2 separate regions of the Homo sapiens genome follow, and region 1 is linked to region 2. Evidence: read pairs that join two places in POLR2A ChIA-PET (ENCODE). Cell type or tissue: Panc1. All regions are shown on one strand. Each heading gives the region's core, and the rest is flanking DNA. Links, peaks and the distances in the headings are about the cores only. Region 1 has its middle 12 kb from the start of TIAM2. Region 2 overlaps TIAM2 (TIAM Rac1 associated GEF 2).

Region 1 (2,918 bases), core at 279-2,778, 190 kb before region 2:
GCCAACTGTTGTTTACTGTGGGGATTCTATCCTGGGACCTGGAGGAGATGCTGAAGATGTAAAGGGAGACGGCACCAACTTCCCAACGTGGCCTAGGACTAGGCCATCGTAATCATCGACAGCCAAGATTTAATAAACATCCATGTAGCAACAGTGATAATTAACTTGGAAATCTTCAGCTTTAATTTCAAAATAGAAAGGAGTTCATTAATACAATGAAGAGTCTTATGTTTCCCACAGGGCTGGAGGTCAGGCCCATCTACTCTGTGATGAGCTGCAGTCTCTGTATATGTGCTTCTCTTTTTCAAGCCTCGGAGTAGTTCTCACTGTGAAATGGGATAATAATATTACCTATCTCATTAGGACGTTATGAGATGCAGACGAGATAAATTATCTAAAGAATTGAGCCCAGTGCTTGGCATGGAACAAACACTCAATAAACATTAGTGAATGTTCTCTCCTTTTGTTAATACATAGTGAGCTTCTCCGTGTAGTGGCAGTTTCATGCTAATTGTGTTTTTCCACAGTGTTCAGAGCTATGCTGTTAGTATGAAGTAAGGGATCAGTTCATCAAAACGCATTCAGTTCAGGCATGATGGCTCACACCTGTAATCCCAACACTTTGGGATGCCAAAAGGAGAGGATGGCTTGGGCCCAGGAGTTCCAGGTTTCAGTGAGCTGTGATTGTGCCAATGTGTCACCCTCCAGCCTGGGTGACAGAGCGAGACCCTGTCTCTGAAAAAAAAAAAAAAAAAAAAAAAAAGAGCATTCAAGTTCCCACATAGTGTGTGTTCTTCACATTTGAAACTGTAGTCCCAGCTGCTTGGGAGGCTGAGGCAGGAGAATGGCGTGAACCCGGGAGGAGGAGCTTGCAGTGAGTGGAGATCGCGCCACTGCACTCCAGCCTGGACAACAGAGCAAGACTCTGTCTCAAAAAAAATAAAATAAAATAAAGGCCAGGCACGGTGGCTCACGCCTGTAATCCCAACACTTTGTGAGGCCGAGGTGGGCAGATCACGAGGTCAAGAGATCGAGACCATCCTGGCCAACATGGTGAAACCCCGTCTCTACTAAAATTACCAAAAAAAAAAATTAGCTGGGTGTGGTGGCACATGCCTGTAGTCCCAGCTACTCGGGAGGCTGAGGCAGGAGAATTGCTTGAACCTGGGAAGCGGAGCTTGCAGTGAGCTGAGATCGCACCACTGCACTCCAACCTGGTGACAGAGTGACACTCTGTCTTAAAAAAAAAAAAAGAAAAGAAAAGAAAAAAAGAAACTATGCTAAAGTAGGCTGGGTGCAGTGGTTCACACCTATAATCCCAGCATGTTGGGAGGCTGAGGTGGGAGGATCACTTGAGCCCAGGAGTGATATAACATGAACCCGTCTCTATAAAAAAATTTAAAAAAAATATGCCAAAGTGAAATAAAGAATCAGGATGACAGAAACTCTTTCACTGTTTTTATTTTATTTTTATTGAGATGGAGTTTCGCTCTCGTCGTCCAGGCTAGAGTGAAGTAGTGGGATTTTGGCTCACTGCGACCTCCGCCTCCTGGGTTCAAGCCATTCTCTTGCCTCAGCCTCCCGAGCAGCCGGGATTACAGGCGCCTGCCACCATGCCTTGCTAATTTTTGTAATTTTAGTAGAGACGGGGTTTCACCATGTTGGCCAAGATGGTCTTGAACCCTTGACCTCAGGTGATTCACCTGCCTTGGCCTCCCAAAGTGCTGGGATTATAGGCATGAGCCACCGTGCCTGACTGGAGCCACCATGCCTAGCAAATTGTTTTTATCTTACATAACAGATCGTACTTACTGTGGCTTTACAAATATTAACTCATTTCATTCCCATATGTTTCCATCAGGTAAATTGTATTATCCCCATTTCACACATGGGGAAACTGAGGCACTGAGTGTTAAGCCATTTCCTGAGGTCACGAACCTAGCATAAGAAGTGAAGCCAGTGAAGAGAAGATGATGAATGGGTGTAAGTACACAGTTTGATGGAAGAAATGAGACCTAGTGTTTGATAGATCATTCGGGTGGCTATAGTTTACAATAATCTATTGCATATTTCAGAATTACTGGAAGAAAATAATGTGAATCACGAGGTCAGGAAATTGAGACCATCCTGGTTAACACGGTGAAATCCCATCTCTACTAAAAATACAAAAAATTAGCCAGGCATGGTGGCAGGTGCCTGTAGTCCCAGCTACTCGGGAGGCTGAGGCAGGAGAATGGCGTGAACTCGGGAGGTGGAGCTTGCAGTGAGCCGAGATTGCACCACTGCACTCCAGCCTGGATGACAGAGTGAGACTCTGTCTCAAAAAAAAAAAAAAGAAAAAAAGAAAAAAAAAAGGGTGATGGATATTCCCAAGTACACTGATTTGATCTTTACAAATTATATGAATGTATTAAATTATCACATGTGCATCTATTACATATCAAGTTTTAAAAATTAAGGAAAAAAGTAAAGCCAACATTTAAACCAGACCTTGTGACTCCAGTTGGGGCTAACTGCGCCGTGCTCTGTGCGCTCATGTGTGCACACGGAGGCTTCGCCTTTCATTATGCTGACTTTCACTGTTCTTGCAAATGTGTGGTGGTCAGAGCTTTGTAAACATTTCTTAGTGTAATCACATATGGGATGATAGCCATCTGGCCAGGAAAAAAGGGGATTAATTTTTTGTTTTTATTGAGATGGGGTCTTGCTCTGTCACACAGGCTGAAGTGCAGTGGTGCCATCATAGCTCACCGCAGCCTCAACCTCCTGGGCTCAAGGGATCCTCCTGCCTTGGCTTCCCACAGTGTTGGGATTACAGGCATGAGTCATCATGCCCAGCTGGGATCGGATTTTTATATATATATATATATATATATATATTTTTTTTTTTTTTTTTTTTTTTTTTTGAGACAGGGTCT
Region 2 (2,918 bases), core at 231-2,730:
ACTCCTGACGTCGCGATCCACCCACCTCAGTCTCCCAAAGTGCCGAGATTACAGGCGTGAGCCACTGCACCCAGCCAGTTCTTACTCTGCACTTACCATCTCTTACTGTTAGCCACTCTGTCAAGTGCGTATGTCATGGCTCCCAGGAAAGCTTGTAATCGATATAGTTTATATATGCCCTATTTCTATTAGATGTAGTCATTTAATGGCTGAGGATGACTGATTTGTAATAAAGGCCCATAATTTTAGGGTCCTATCTCTTCCAGCATTATATAACAATGTAAAATTCTTACTTTGAAAGTTAAGAGGCCTGGCATGGTGGCTCGTGCCTGTAATCCCAGAATTTTGGGAGGCTGAGTCAGGTGGATCATTTGAGACTAGCCTGGGCAACATGGTGAAACCCTGTCTCTATCAAAAATGCAAAAAATTATCCGAGTGTAGTGGCTTGCTCCTCGGAGGCTGAGGTGGGAGGATTGCTTGAGCCTGGGAGGCAGAGGTTGCAGTGAGCCAAGATCGCACCACTGCACTCTGACCTGGGTGGCAGAGTAAGACCCCATCCCTGAAAAAAGAAAGTTATGAAACTATAGCATCAGTACACTTCCTATTAACAGAGTTTATGTTGGACTTTGAAAATAAATTTTGCTGATGTAGCCACTTACAGTGAGAATTTAAGCTTAGTGCTTAAGATGGGCTCAAATCAACAGGTCCCATCGATGCTCTAAGGAGTGAGAAGAAACTATGATTTCTGCATTTGTTTTACTCCTATTTGTTTTAGCTAAGCATTACTTGTGATGTAGGGATACTGAAGAAATTCCTTTCATTTATAGGACAATTTTAATGCAGCCTCTGTAATTTCTGTGCTATCGTACCCAGATAACTAGATTCAGATAGAATGGCAGATAGAACTAAGGGTGTAATTTGTTTTTTTATATCTCTGGGACTTAAAATTCTGCCTGAGCTGGCTAAATAATTAATATTTCATTTTGCTACTTTTCATCTGCTAATCATTCTTGGAGAATACTTGTAACCTGCACAAACCTATTTTTATACAATAAGTACATTACGCCCATTTCTATAACACAGAAAGGCTGTTGTGAGGGAGGGGCCGTGTGCATTTTAAACTATTTCACTCTAATTGATGCATCATATAACAGCCCAACAGTGAGTCACCCTAATTCAAAATCTGTTAAGTCTGGAATAAAGCCAGTCTTACTTGAACATTTTTTTAGAGGACACTTTGGCTTGCCAAAAATGAAAGCTTTTCATAACGAACGTCTGGATGAGTAATAGTGAGTCTTACACGGCCTTTGAAGGGAGGTGTTTGTCATGGAGATTGTGACAACAAAGTCCCCACTAAGGCTCAGATGGCGGCAACCCCAGAAGCTTCATTGCAGAAATTGTGACAGCCCCTGGGCCTTGGCCCCTTCTTCTGGAAAATTGGCTTGGGGTATTCCAACTTTCTGTGGCAGTGAGTGAATGCAGTATTGTCATCTTAGTCATGAGCTGTAAACTGAAAAAAAAACCTAAAAAACCCCAAAAAACCCCAAAACCAAAACAAACCCCCTAATATTGTTTTCTTAAATGGAAAATATGAATGAAACAGCTTACTCTTCACCACAGTATGGTAATCTGTTTAGAGAGAATATTAATACACAACCCTACATAGCATATATATATGCATACAGCTAGCGAGCTAGCTAGATCCATCTTTGTTTTTCTTTCATATCAACCGATGTGTGGGCCTCAGTCCAAGAAGGAAATAAACACTTTCTCTTCTATGACATTTTACTGTTGTTAAGAAAACTGGGAGCGTGCAACTCCCTTTTGTGTTTTCTCCTCATCTCCCTTGCAAATAGACTTTCCTTTTATCAGCCACTGTGGTGGTTTGGGCCCATTTGTGACAGCCAGATTGTGATTTTGCTACTCACTTCCCTTCAGTGATCCAAGTAGTAATTACAAGCCATTTGATCCAAAAGCATCTGCTGTGAGAACACACGGAGTTTCAATTTTTTCTCCTTGCTGCATACTGAGCATAAGTAATTTGACATGTGGTTTCAGGACCATTGATGTAATAATAATAATAATAAATACTTCTGTGGAATGCCCTCCAAGGAGAGCTAAAGTGATTTGCAGACGTTCACTAGTCAGTCTGGAGTGACTGTGGCTGCAGCCCAGTGATGTTCCCGTGTCGTGATGGCCAGTTGGAGCTGACTGCAAGGTGATCTGAGCAGCAGTGGCCAGAACAGTGGCCCAGGGCTTTGGAACAAAGGATGATTCTCAGGAAGTTCTTTATAGTGGCCATCGCTGAAATGCAGTAGCTACTCCCAGTACAGTATAATGCCCTGATCCAGCCTCAGCTTCCAAAAAAAATCTTTACAATTTATGTCTTTCAAATGCAATTCCTCCCATCAGTCTCCTAACCACCCCACGAGGCTGGCGTTTTTAACCTCTTTTGAAGGTGAAGGAACAGAAGTGCAGAGGCACTAGATAACAGCCCCTAACAAGGCTGAGATTTGACCTGGATTGCCTTGCTATTATTGTATTTTTTCTGTCTCCATTTGCATTCTCAGGACCAGGAAACCTTGAAGAGGCTAGTTGGAAATATATATATATATATATATATATATATATATATATATATATATATTTTTTTTTTTTTTTTTTTTTTTTTTCTTTGATGGGAGGAAGTAGAGTAGGAGGCGTGGTAGGTGCGTAACAGTCCTGGCAAAGGTAGCCAACCGTGGAATTCTGGGTGGTTAAAAAGGTTAATTTAACATAGCAGCATCTTTGACATGGGTAACCTGGAAAAAGAGTTTTCCAGATGGCTCCATTTTTAATGCTTATTTTTAGGATTCTCTCTTCTTTTTATGAAAAGAATATTGGAGAATATTTCATCTGGCTTCCTGAAACTAAAGCAT

The links. Peaks named below come from ENCODE experiments on the same cell type or tissue, not always from the same donor. Only the 100,000 strongest peaks of a DNase experiment are listed, where the experiment ranks them.
Region 1: POLR2A ChIA-PET joins it to region 2 with 8 read pairs; 2 of 35 experiments call an interaction of 5 or more read pairs at or near these places.

Annotation. Positions count from the first base shown.
Region 1 is chr6:154,981,607-154,984,524 of GRCh38, forward strand. No RefSeq gene overlaps it. Among named protein-coding and RNA genes, the nearest start is that of TIAM2, 12 kb to the right of the region's middle. In Panc1, for the core only: no CTCF peak of the experiment used is centred there; no DNase peak of the experiment used is centred there.
Region 2 is chr6:155,170,041-155,172,958 of GRCh38, forward strand. All of the region lies in intron 9 of TIAM2 (TIAM Rac1 associated GEF 2), which reads left to right. Among named protein-coding and RNA genes, the nearest start is that of CLDN20, 93 kb to the right of the region's middle. RefSeq lists enhancers at 1,207-1,266, 1,307-1,726, 1,757-1,816. In Panc1, for the core only: no CTCF peak of the experiment used is centred there; a DNase peak (open chromatin) is centred at 1,259; H3K4me3 peaks cover 1,252 bases; H3K27ac peaks cover 2,346 bases.